3 separate regions of the Homo sapiens genome follow, and all the other regions are linked to region 2. A link is an interaction called in ENCODE POLR2A ChIA-PET data of the cell type or tissue named here. Cell type or tissue: GM12878. All regions are shown on one strand. Region 1 overlaps NR3C1 (nuclear receptor subfamily 3 group C member 1). Region 2 overlaps ARHGAP26 (Rho GTPase activating protein 26). Region 3 has its middle 14 kb from the start of MIR5197.

Region 1 (4,000 bases), 180 kb before region 2:
TGTGTGTTTCTAAAATTCCACAATCCTTTTAACCCGTCAATTTGATGAGGGAAGTAATTAGGGTAGGGAATGGTATAACAAAGTTGGTTCTTTGACATTTTCTTTATAGATTATCGAATGTAAGACAAATAGATGTGAATGCAGATTTGGTGTTTTTATAAGATAAGGATTTAAAATAATGTAGTTGGTGATATATAAAAATAAACTATTGCTGCTGTTAGCACCCGAGAGGTGGGGCTCTTGGGTTCTCAGAGCTTGTTTTCTATGTTCGTTACAGTTATTTTAGATTAGAACTTAAAAGAACTTGAGAGTTTCCCTAATTCTACCCCCTAATTTTTTCGAATGAGAAATTGAGATCCATAGAAAGTGTTGAGGTAAAGATCACAAAACACTTAATGAGCGGTGTTGCCAGTTTGAATATCTCAATTCTTAGTTATCTAAGTTCCCTGGTAGGCTTCTTTAATTATCTGGGTCTCTTCTAGACATCTGGAACAAATAGTTGATTGACATAATACAGACTAGCCACATATTTTATAAGAGTTACTTTTGACTCATTTAGATTTTTAAAATATACAGTGTCTGTATTCTTCTCTATTCATTTTGTTAATTTTTTTTTACCTAATAATGATTAAGCACCAATTATGTGACAGCACTATGCTAAGCACTTTGCATGCATTCATCTCATTTAAATCTCAACTCTGTGAAAGTTTTTATTCTAGTTACTGTATTAAGTCTCAATTCTGTCAATATCCATGAAGCACAGAAGGCAGCTGTTATTTACCTTAATTTTACAGATGTGAAAACTAAAGGCATTTAAAGAGAAAAAGAAAAAAAAAACCAGGAAACCTTAACACTTATCTGAAGGGAAATATTTAATATTGGGTATGTTAGTTCCTCATGTATCTTTAATAATTTTTGTCAACAGCGAATCTTTAAATAAAATATAAAGGATCAGGCCTCTGCTCTCCTGCATATATTTGTAAAGTCACTTACTGCTTTTTGTCACAGTTTCAATTTCTGTAAAATAGTGAGAGGGTTTTTACCTGACAGGATTTGTGCATGTACGTTTACTTTGAAAATTAAAAAGCATTAGGCCAGGCGCGGTGGCTCACGCCTGTAATCCCAGCACTTTGGGAGGCCGAGGCGGGCAGATCATGAGGTCAGGAGATTGAGACCATCCTGGCTAACACGGTGAAACCCTGTCTCTACTAAAAATACAGAAAATTAGCCGGGCATGGTGGCTGGTGCCTGTAGTCCCAGCTACTCGGGAGCCTGAGGCAGGAGAATGGTGTGAACCTGGGAGGCGGAGCTTGCAGTGAGCCGAGGTTGCACCACTGCACTCCAGCCTGGGCGACAGAGCGAGTCTCCGTCTCAAAAAAAAGAAAAAAAAAAGAAAAGAAAATTAAAAAGCATTATAAAAATGCAAGGTGGAATTTTTAAAGCTCTGCCAAGTCCACTTAGCTTAAACCAGCATGACTCTCATTGGCTAAGTACGTTATGACATCTGTGACTGTGGTGTAGGTATTGCCTATAATCAAGAATCTTTTAGGGTCTGCTATGTGCAATCCCTGAAGGGTCATGGATCGCAGTTTCATAAAGACTGCTGTATTTTAAAGCCTTCAAATGCCAACGTAGTATCTTCACAATGATTTTTTTTTTCAGTTTTATTATTTTTTGAAAGCGCCTTCGACAAAGTTTTCAGTGGATTTTGTTGAGGGATATTAAGTATGCCATCTACATAATAGCCATAGTGATAACTCCAACCACATTGTTATATTTTTATTAATAAATGCTAGAGTATTCTCTTTCTGGTATTTCCTATTCTGATATTTTTATATAATCAAGTATGCAAAGATTCTTTGTCATTGGAAACCTTAATTTGCCTGAAAATGGGAATGAAATTTTCAGGTTTAAAATTTTTTTACATTTATTACATTTATTGAAGCTGTCTGAAAAAGCTCTTGAGTATATTGAATACCAAAATTTATCCTAACTGCATAAAGTTGGGAGGATTGTGAAACTTGACTGCACTGACTTGTTTTCTTTATTGATCAAATGGTTGAAAAAAACTTCAGTTAAACAAATTTGATCTATTAAACCAAAGTTATAAAAGCAGAGGAAAGCATAGAATTATTAAACGGCAGTTTAAATTGGTAAACATACCGATGTAGAACCTAAGTTTGTAGGCAGCTTTCTTAGATGGAAACTTAAAAAAATTTTAATCAGAACATTATGTGAAATTTGTCATCTGGAATTCAGCTGGGTTTATTAAGGACAAAGTGTATGGCTATAAAATAGATTGAGTTTTTTTTTTAAAACAGAAAACCCAAAATAAATGTTCTAAGTTTCCACCTTAGGAGGCTATGTATATTGCTCCTCTTTGAAACTGCCTTCAGAACCACCTTGTAAGCCATAAAAGAAAATCGGACTCATTGCACTATAGTAACACCTAACTGTTCTTGCTCAAAGAAAATGTATTTATCCCTTAGCTTTATTTGTGTGACTCCAAATCATATGAGTATTGCCAGATATTTAGAAATTTAATCCTCTCTCGAATGATAACATTTATTTTCTTTGAGGGTTTTTAAAAGAGCCCACATAGATATTTCTACAGAAAATGTTTAATTCTGTTTTGAATATGCCTGGAATAAGTGAATAGCTTCCCAGGGTGACTATTCTGAAATGGGTGATGCTTAGTGGTTAAGTTCTGATTTGTGTTTTCTTGAAGTTATTAAGGAACTTTATGATAACAGTTTATATATTCCCTCTTCTTGGCATAGTAATGAAGTAATAGAGACTATTCACCTCTAAGCCTGATTTTTTAAATAAGTGTTTATTTTATGTTTAAGTAAGGTAGGTCTGCTTTTGGCTTGGACTTGAATTTGGCAATAGCAGATATAAAGTAAACATAATGTGAATTCCTACAACAGTCTCCCAAACAGTTTAATTTCTCATTCATACACATTTCCCTTAGTGTATCAGGGAATTAAGTATCTGATTATCAGTATAGCAAGAACAACTCAAGTATACTGAAGTTATTTATACTCATAAAATAGTTTGAGTTATAGCTACAATATAAAATTAATATATTTTTGACTTTTATTCCTCACAACCTGAAAAAAACCTCTGCGATTACTGATAGTACTTTTAAAAACTAAATGAATTTTGTTACTACTATTTGCTAAATTTAGTCATGTTTACTGTTCAAAAAATGCTAGGTTAAAATGGATCCTAATCTTTGAAATGATGAAGACATGTGTAGTGGTGTCAAAAATAGGATATTCATTTTGTAACTATTCTGTTAGTGCCGAAGTTCTTAGAATTTCTTTGTGACAACAGCCTGCTTAAGAACTTTAGATTTTTTAGAATTGTACTAAAAGCAAACTGTTTTCTTGGATATTTGTTCTTTCTCCCCAAAAGATGATTTATAAGTTTTCAGAGCTAAGAAATGGGAAGGAAGAGCCATCCTAGCATGGCAGGTAATGTTTTACTGCTAACAGGTTTTCTCTGCACTGCTTTATTTGCCTTGAACCTCTTACTTTGTTCTGTCAGCTGGGAGGCTGGTAGATTTTCTATTAGGTAGCAAATGCTTCTCATCACTAAACACATATCATGGGCTGGTGTTAGTGCAGTCTGTGGATGGGCACTACATTTTTAATCAAGAAATGTTTTTAAAGGAAAGACAAATTGGTGAAGTAATTTCTAATTCAGTATTTTAGGGATGAGTGACCTTTTAATTGATAATGATATTTAACAGAGCTGTACAGTGCTTTGGGGGTCCCACAGACATGTTTAAACAAGAAAACAGTAAATAAGGAAGCCAGAAGGAAAAGTTATAAAACTATTAAGAAAGAAAATGAAAATTCTAAACTTCAATTCTGGTGCCTGGCTAAATTTGATTTTTGTATGCCTCAGTGTTTCTCTATGGACACTGGGAAATCAATAAGCAACCTAGCTACGTTATTATGTTCGTAAGTGGAAGAACTAAAGAACTACAAAG
Region 2 (4,000 bases):
GCTTCGGTGTGGCAGTGAAGATGGCTGTGGAAGCTGAAGGACACTCTGCTGGGGAAAAAAAGGACTTGGCAGTTAACAATCATCCAGGCTTCTCTTCCTTTTTCCCCCTTTATGCTTAACTATTTAAGCTACTGCAGAAAGACTTAAAAATGAAAGAAGGTAGGAACATAAAATGGTAAAATGGTGCAACTTCTTTGTGAAACAGTTCGGCATTTCCTCAAACACTTAAACACGGAATTAATATGACCCTGCAATCCCACTCCTAGGTATATCCCCAAGAGAACTGGAAACCTACGCCCTCACAAAAACCTACACACATGTTCACAGCAGCATTATTCAAGCAGCCAAAAAGAGGAAACAACGTGCCCATCTACTGATGAATAAGCTTACATAAAATGTGCTATATCCATACCATCGCACATAAAAAGGAAGAAGGTTCTGACATGCTACAATGTGGATGAACCTTGAAAACATTATGCAAACTAAAGAATCCAGTTTCAAAGATCACATACTATATAATTCCATTTGTATGAAATGTCCGGAGCAGGCAAATCTAGAGAGACAAAGTAGAAGAGTGGTTGCCTTGGGCTGGATGGAAATGGGTTGTGGTAAGTGGGGCATGACTGCTAAAAGGTATGGGGTTTCTTTTGGGGGTGATGAAAATATTCTGGAATTATATAGTGGCAATGGTTGCACAACTCTGAATATACTAAAAACCATTGAATTGTACATTTTAAATGGGTAAATTGTATGTTGTATGGCTATCTTAATAAACCGTTAAAAAATGGAAGAAGGCTGCACTCACCAAAAGGAATCAAAAAGAAGACAGAAGCATATACATAACTTTTGATAGTTTAAAACAATTCTGCCCCTGAGATCAGGAGTCCTTTGTGTTGTCAGAGGGAATGGTTGTTAGAAACATGATGATCCCCTGCCCATATGAGCAGTGAATTGGGACTTAGAGGACAGACCTTTAAGCCCTGGATTCACCTGTCAATGTAGGAATCTCTCAAATCCTGCTCTTCTATAGGCAGAAGCCCCTTCCTTGCTGACAAAGCAGGGGGGCAGAAGCCCAAGCAACGCAGCCCATTCTGGTTTGTCTTCTGCAAGGGCCGTGTCATGTTACGGCAGGGCCAGGACTCCGCCGCCTGGGCCTGTGTGGGGGACACTCACCAGTGAAATGGCTTTGGACAGCCTTCAGCAGACCCACTGCACCTGCAGTCTGCTGGGGCCTGCAAGCACCAGCTGTGGACAGGAGAGGTGGCTGGGCTGGCTGTTCGTGCATTTTGATTTATAAAGGGCCTAGATGAAAGTTAATGGAGCAAAGGCTTAAGGACAGTGCTTGAGGCTTTGAGAACGATAAAAGGGAATGCAGACTCAGACGCCCACATGCAGTTCTGGGGTAATCCCTCCCACTCCTGCTGACCCAGAAGGCCAAGGGTTGAGTGTGACCTGGGAGAGACCCTCATGTTCTGTGCCTTGTTCCCCCTTTTGTCTACCTGTACCTGATGGATATCTCTGCTATGCTGAATGCAGGGGCTGGGCACACACAATGGCAGCCCCTGTGGACGTGACTACAGTCAAGGGCTGGTCCCCAGGAACTCATCTCTGCTCTGGCCTGGAATGTGTTTACAGATGCAGCCAGGACCCACGGAATCAGGTGCAGCACCCACTGCCCAGACAAAAGTGAGGAAAAACTGTCACTGTGAACTATGAGAGCATCAGGGCCTTTTTCGAAGATGGATACAATGATGATGATGGTTTTAATAATAAAAATATTAATTTAGTGAATGCTTAATACATGTTGAGTACCATTTTAAACATGTGATGTGTATGATCTCTTAAAGCCACTTCCAGGTCCTGGGCTGGGTCTTTTGCAGGCACAATCTCATTTACAGTGGTAACAACTCAACATGGAGCTGATTACACTAGTCCACTCTTCACAATGTCTCCGGAAGTCCTGCTGCTGCTATTTTATTTTGGGAAAAGACACAGAAACCAACACACACAGACGCACACACACTTTTTTTCTTACCCATTGTATTGAGATTTTCCCTCGGGAGGAGCTTTGAAAATGCCAGTTATTTATGTGCTCCCCTTGCCCCCGCCCCCCGCCCATATCTTTGTGAGGGGATGAGAAACTCACCGTTATCGAAGACCGTGCCTGCTGTGAACGAAAGTTCTGAGTCATGTTCAGCTTTGCAGGCATACAAGGCTTTTGCCTTCCGGAACGGTGTGCTGTGTGAAAACAGGAGTTTATTTAACATTTTTGAAAAAACCCTTAGAAAGCCCCAGACATTTCATCTCTCTTCTTCCCTTTCCCTGTAAGCTACCTAGTCCCCTCTCGTGGGAAGTGCCTGGCAAGGCAGCCAGATGGCAAGACATGAGGTGGGAAAGCTGCAAAGATCACAGGAGAAAAATGAGAAATATTCAGAGAAAAGCCATAAGCTTCAAGAAACTACACTTTTTGTGGGGTCACCTTGTGCCATGTTAAAACTTTACCTGGGAGTTACAACAGCCAAACAGCGGGAGGGCAGGCTGGGCCCCATTTTTGGAGCAGGAGTGCCTTGGGGGAAGGGAGGGAAGCAGGGGCAGGAAAGAAGTTCCAAGCTGCTCTGGGGAACACACTCCCAACAGAACCTGTTGAAAGCTGGCAATGCTCAGTGAGTCAAAAAGAAGAAATTCCAGCAAAGCCAAGTTTCAGTTCCAGGCCACGGGCGGACATGAGCTCTCCCAGATGTTCCTGATTTCTTACTAGACTGGGTCTTGCTGGTGAGACAGGATTCCAGAGCTGGAGCTCTCCAACCCCCAGGGGAGGGAATAGACAAGGTGCATGAGGGCAATTACACATGTGTGTGCATGAGCACACACGTGCACCTGTATGGGGAGTGTGGGGAGGAGGAAGAAGGGAGAGGGGACATGAGGCATTTTTTTTGGTTTGTTTTTGCTTTTCTCATGTCCGTTGAATGTTTACAATCACTCTCACTGTGCATCCGAAACACCTGGGGAGCATTTAGAAAATGCAGATGTCTAGGTTCTACCCAGATATGCAGATATTATACAGGCATCAGTAGTTTTTGTTTGTTTGTTTAGACGGAGTCTTGCTCTGTCGCCCAGGCTGGAGTGCAGTGGTGCGATCTCGGCTCACTGCAAGCTCCGCCTCCTGGGTTCACGCCATTCTCCTGCCTCAGCCTCCCGAGTAGCTGGGACTACAGGCGCCTGCTACCAAGCCTGGCTAATTTATTGTATTTTTAGTAGAGACAGGGTTTCACCGTGTTAGCCAGGATGGTCTCAATCTCCTGACCTCGTGATCCGCCTGCCTCAGCCTCCCAAAGTGCTGGGATTACAGGCGTGAGCCACCGCGCCCGGCCAGGCATCAGTATTTTAAAAAAGCTCTCCAAGTAATTCCAACGTGCAGTGAGGGTTGAGAACCACTGTTCTAGAGCAGAAGGTGGCAAACTTTCTCTGCAAAGGGCCGGGTGGTAAATATTTCAGGCTTTGTGAGCCACATGGTCTCCATCGTGCAGAGTGATCAGAGTAAATGGTTATCTCGAATTTATTGCTGGGCCATAGTTTACTGTTGTTCCCTCTGGTTTTCTAGGAGCCAAGAGATGATGGCCAGGTGGGAAAACATTGGGAAAGTGGGGGAAAATGAAGTGGGACCCCTGGGAACAAAGGAAAGAAGAGTCCTTAGTATTCACCAGCTCCAACAGGAAAACAGCTCTTCCTGGCTAATTATGATGACAGAATAAAGTTCAGGACAAGGGGCACTGCCTGTGAGCCAAAGAAACCGAGTCTATGTATTGGCCAGCAAGGACCAAACATCCTATGTGCAACTTTCCAGGGAGGAATATAAGAGGCATTTTTTTTTTTTTTTTTTCTTGAGAGGCTGGGAAGCAGACAGGAGGAGTGACTTGGCTGTGAAAAGTGCTAAAACAGATAAAAGACTATACTGACAGGCAAATGGAGCCTGTTATGACACTGACATTGAAGGTGAAAG
Region 3 (4,000 bases), 480 kb before region 2:
CCGACCCCCCCCAAAAAAAAAAAAAACTAAAAAGGCCTGTTTGTCTGTTTGTCAAGTAATGTGCTCATTAGGGACTTCCTTTCCATGAAGAATCAAAGCAGGTAGCTCTGGCCCAGATACAGGTCAAGGCCTGAGCCCATATCTGCTCAAAGTTCGAATTGTGTTTTGGGAACCAGGAATTGTCTGCTTTATTGACTAATACAAATAAAGAAGAGGGGATTCCAAGCTTGTGCGAAGGATTCTTTTGCTTTGTAAAATATCATACGTGGTGGTTTTTCAACTAGGAGTCTGACCATAGAAAGAACTACTTTACTCTGCTTATTCGTAAACCACTTTAGAAAACCCATAATACAGCTTACAGATACAATTCAACACAATTGGAGTAGAGAGGAGAGGCAGCAGGGGTAGGAGTATATTTGTTTGGGGCTATTTCCTAATGTGGGTTATTACTAGACTTTCCAAAGTTTGGGATCATTTTCTCCACACTCCCAAGTATACAACTCTTCCTCACTCATGACAATTGCATGCCTGGCTCTGGGTCACTTCCCTGGCCTATTTCAGAGCAGGAAATCTAGTTAAAATACAATATCTGGCACTTGACTAAATTTTATAAGAACAAAAAAAGTCCTCTCAAAACCTTTGACTCTTCCATGAAATTTTTCCCAAATACTCGTTGTAAAAGCCCCCAATAGATAGAATGGAAACAAAAATGTTTCTTAAAAGGGAAGAATCATGCAGAAGGAAATGATAATCACAAATCCCTCACCAATGCTTTTCTTTTAATTGAACTAAAAATTATTCTCACCTGAGCGTCATTCTCAAGTGGTTTTAAAGTCTATGCTCTCAGCCTTCTAGTGGGAGCAGTGAATCTTTCTTGCTCAGAAAGCAGACATCTAGTCAACAACGTATGTGTGCACTTTGGTCGTTTCAGCTGGCCACAGCTAAGTCTTTTGTGTTCACGTGACAGGGGTTTTGAGCCACAGTGGAAAACGCTGCCTATTTTGGTCCAGCCCTACCTTCAACAGAGGGAGCAAACAAAAGTGTCTACAAGGTAACATTAAGTGAGTGCAGGGCCCAGGTGGGAGTTGCATTCTATTACAGGCAGCCACAGCTAGATTCTGCCAAGTATGACCACATTAGAATGTAGGCCCAACATTGCCAGATCTTCCAATTGAAGAAAAAAAAATATCAGAAACCCAGATTACCCTTCAAACTTTAAAATGTTGGAGCAATTTTAAAAAGGAGGAGGAGGAGGGAGGGGGGAGGGGGAAGAAGGGGGAAGTCAACAAAGCCAAATGTATCTACAGGCCAGATTGAGCCAATGGGTTGTACATCTGAGGCCATTGTACGACAGTCACAGAAGTCCACACAGTGAAGCCAGTGAGCTGAGATGTCCTCAGAGAACATCCTCAACAACTTCCAGGCTTGGAGCTGGGTTCTCAGCATGTCCAAAGCTGCGGAGGCCTAGGCTTCTAAGTTGCTGCTCTCTCCTTGACCATTACTAAGAAGGTTCTCTGGTTTGCTCATTTTTCAACCTTTGTGGTACACAGAGTGAGAGAGGAGTAAATGAAAGTAGGGCTAACTATCTGACTTGTCAGCTTGTTTTCTATTATGGTTAACACCCTGTGGGGGTGGGAAGGATAAAAACCTGATTGTTATCAGTGGCGAATTCTTTTCACCTCTATATTGAAATGGTAGGGCTTCCTTGTCTAAATTTAGACTTCAGCTCAAATCTCTTGCTTCTTTTTTTTTTTTTTTTTTTTTTTGTTTAGACCCTGGCCAAACATGAGGTTCAAATTGATGTATGTTTTGTTTTTCCATTGTTATTCCTGGAGCACTCCCAGAACTAGAGGCAAAATATAAAATAAAAATGAAGACACAAGAATATCTATTGTTTGCATACCACACGCTTTCAGTTAGTTAGAAAAATGTGTTTATTTCATTACATTTCCTTTAAAGAGCTATGATTTAAGTTAAAGACAAATGAGTTTTTTAAACTGAGAACTTATGTTCAAAATGTTTTGGCACTTGTCATGAAACTAGAGTGTGACCAAGTTCTTTGTCACTAAGCCTCTTCTTCCAATTGCTTTCCACTGGCAGTGCCCTGTCTCTGTCTCCTCTCTTTGTTGAGAATGGAATTCCCTAAAGCAAGGACCCTCAAAAAGCAGCATTTTCCATGGGAGGTCTCACTGTAGGGGCAGCAATCCCTGGAGGCATGAAAAAGACCTGGATGCAGCACAGAGTCCTTTGTGCCCATTTGACCTCACTGCCCTTTCCCCAACCACTAGAGGTCCATTTGTCATGTTTTCTGGGGTTTTTTGTTTGTTTGTTTGTTTGTTTTTGTTTTCTGAGATGGAATCTTGCTCAGTTGCCCAGCCTGGAGTGCAGTGGCTTGATCTCAGCTCACTGCAACCTCTGCCTCCCAGGTTCAAGCAATTCTCCCACCTCAGCCTCCTGAGTAGCTGGGATTGCAGGTGTGCACCACCACACCTGGCTAATTTTTGTATTTTTAGTAGAGACAGGGTTTCACCATGTTGGCCAAGCTGGTCTCGAACTCCTGACTTCAGGTGATCCCACCTGCCTCGGCCTCCCAAAGTGCTAGGTTTACAGGTGTGAGCCACCACATCCAGCCTGTCATGCTTTCTGTTTTGGGACAGATGCACCCTCTCCAGGGTACAATTATTTAGCACTGCTTAAATGTTGCTCACAGTGATGCAATGTTGCTTTTGCTATGGGTTTTGCATCCCCTTCTAGACATGTCTTGAGTTTTTAGGTATTTTTTTCATTATTAAAAATATGGTAAACTATACAGTGGCAAGTGGATTTCCAGATTTTAATCTGCATCCAGAGGTAGCCACTGTGATATTTTGGCTTATTTCCTTGAGACAAGTAAACACAGACATTTTTTTTCCTGCTTCTATGACAGCATCTGTTGTAAAACACACCATTGATTTAATTTGTGTTCTTCAAACTTAATGAGGCTGGTTCCTTCTTGTCATTTTATATTAACTTAAATGTCACCACCTCACATAAACCTCCCTGATCACCTTTTCTAAAGTAATCATCATCTCCGCCCCCATCTGTTGAACTTTGTCACATCCCCCTGGTCTGTTTTATTCTGAGGAATTAATACTATCTGAGATTGTTTTGTGTCTCCACTTGTTTATGTTTAGATATTAAACTATCCCCACTAGAACATAATCTTGGGAGCAAGAAGCTGTCTGTCTTGTTCATCGCTGTGTCTTCAGGGCCCTTCAGAACAGCGTTGCCTCTGTTTTCTTCTGAAAGCCTGCTCAAACGATAATACATTTTGAAAGGCTATCAACTTGCAAGGGTGAGAAGAAGGGGAGAGAAGAAAAGTGTGGTGGAGATTGAAAGTTCGTGCTAGAAAACGTAAATTTAGTGCGGATATGTTCCTGTTTGGAATCTATCTTTCCAGCCCTACAGGGTCTTGGTAAATCTGTCTCCCCACAGTCTACTCCCTAACTCTGATTTAGTAACCTTTTATTTGGATGGTGCCGATCCTGACTTTGGTCCAAGGATCATGAGCTCAAATCTGTTTTCCTGCCAGTAAAGAGATAATAAAAGCTTCAGTTTCTTCCTTTAACCCCATCTATTCAGAGATAACAGCTTTAACATTTCAACAAACTTCTAATCTTGTTTCCATGCTTTTTATTTTTTACATAATTAAGATTGCACTAATCTAAATAGACACTGAAGTTGCTGACAAGCAAATAAAATAGACTTCATGCCGTAGTTGCCTGGCAATTGCCTGTTTGACCTACCAAAGAGCACACTTAATAGAAAAGTCAATAATGTTAAAAGAAATACAGAGGCCAAATGAAAAACTGGTAGAGAAAAGTTTCTATTCATTTATAGTTTTAATATTTTATATACTTTGTGTCTTATTACAAATGACACTCACGTGATTAGAAACAGGTTACTTCCCAGTAGCTCATCTCCTGCTGTTATACATTTTTCATCTGAATGTATTACTTCT

The links. ChIA-PET counts read pairs that join two places held together with the same protein. Peaks named below come from ENCODE experiments on the same cell type or tissue, not always from the same donor. Only the 100,000 strongest peaks of a DNase experiment are listed, where the experiment ranks them.
Region 1: POLR2A ChIA-PET joins it to region 2 with 5 read pairs; 10 of 35 experiments call an interaction of 5 or more read pairs at or near these places.
Region 3: POLR2A ChIA-PET joins it to region 2 with 5 read pairs; 1 of 35 experiments calls an interaction of 5 or more read pairs at or near these places.

The regions. Positions count from the first base shown.
Region 1 is chr5:143,389,357-143,393,356 of GRCh38, reverse strand. The region is part of intron 2 of NR3C1 (nuclear receptor subfamily 3 group C member 1); the gene reads left to right. Among named protein-coding and RNA genes, the nearest start is that of NR3C1, 12 kb to the left of the region's middle. In GM12878, no CTCF peak of the experiment used is centred here; no DNase peak of the experiment used is centred here; H3K4me3 peaks cover 2,592 bases; H3K27ac peaks cover 378 bases.
Region 2 is chr5:143,212,235-143,216,234 of GRCh38, reverse strand. It overlaps ARHGAP26 (Rho GTPase activating protein 26), which reads right to left. Exons shown (of 23, transcript NM_001135608.3): 22 at 2,147-2,238. It overlaps LOC124901099 (a long non-coding RNA gene), which reads left to right. Exons shown (of 2, transcript XR_007058981.1): 2 at 1,636-1,798. Among named protein-coding and RNA genes, the nearest start is that of ARHGAP26-IT1, 22 kb to the right of the region's middle. RefSeq lists enhancers at 725-1,273, 1,274-1,822, 2,402-2,451. In GM12878, a CTCF peak has its summit at 2,338 (motif pointing left); a DNase peak (open chromatin) is centred at 2,194; H3K4me3 peaks cover 422 bases; H3K27ac peaks cover 4,000 bases.
Region 3 is chr5:143,691,569-143,695,568 of GRCh38, reverse strand. No RefSeq gene overlaps it. Among named protein-coding and RNA genes, the nearest start is that of MIR5197, 14 kb to the right of the region's middle. In GM12878, no CTCF peak of the experiment used is centred here; a DNase peak (open chromatin) is centred at 1,588.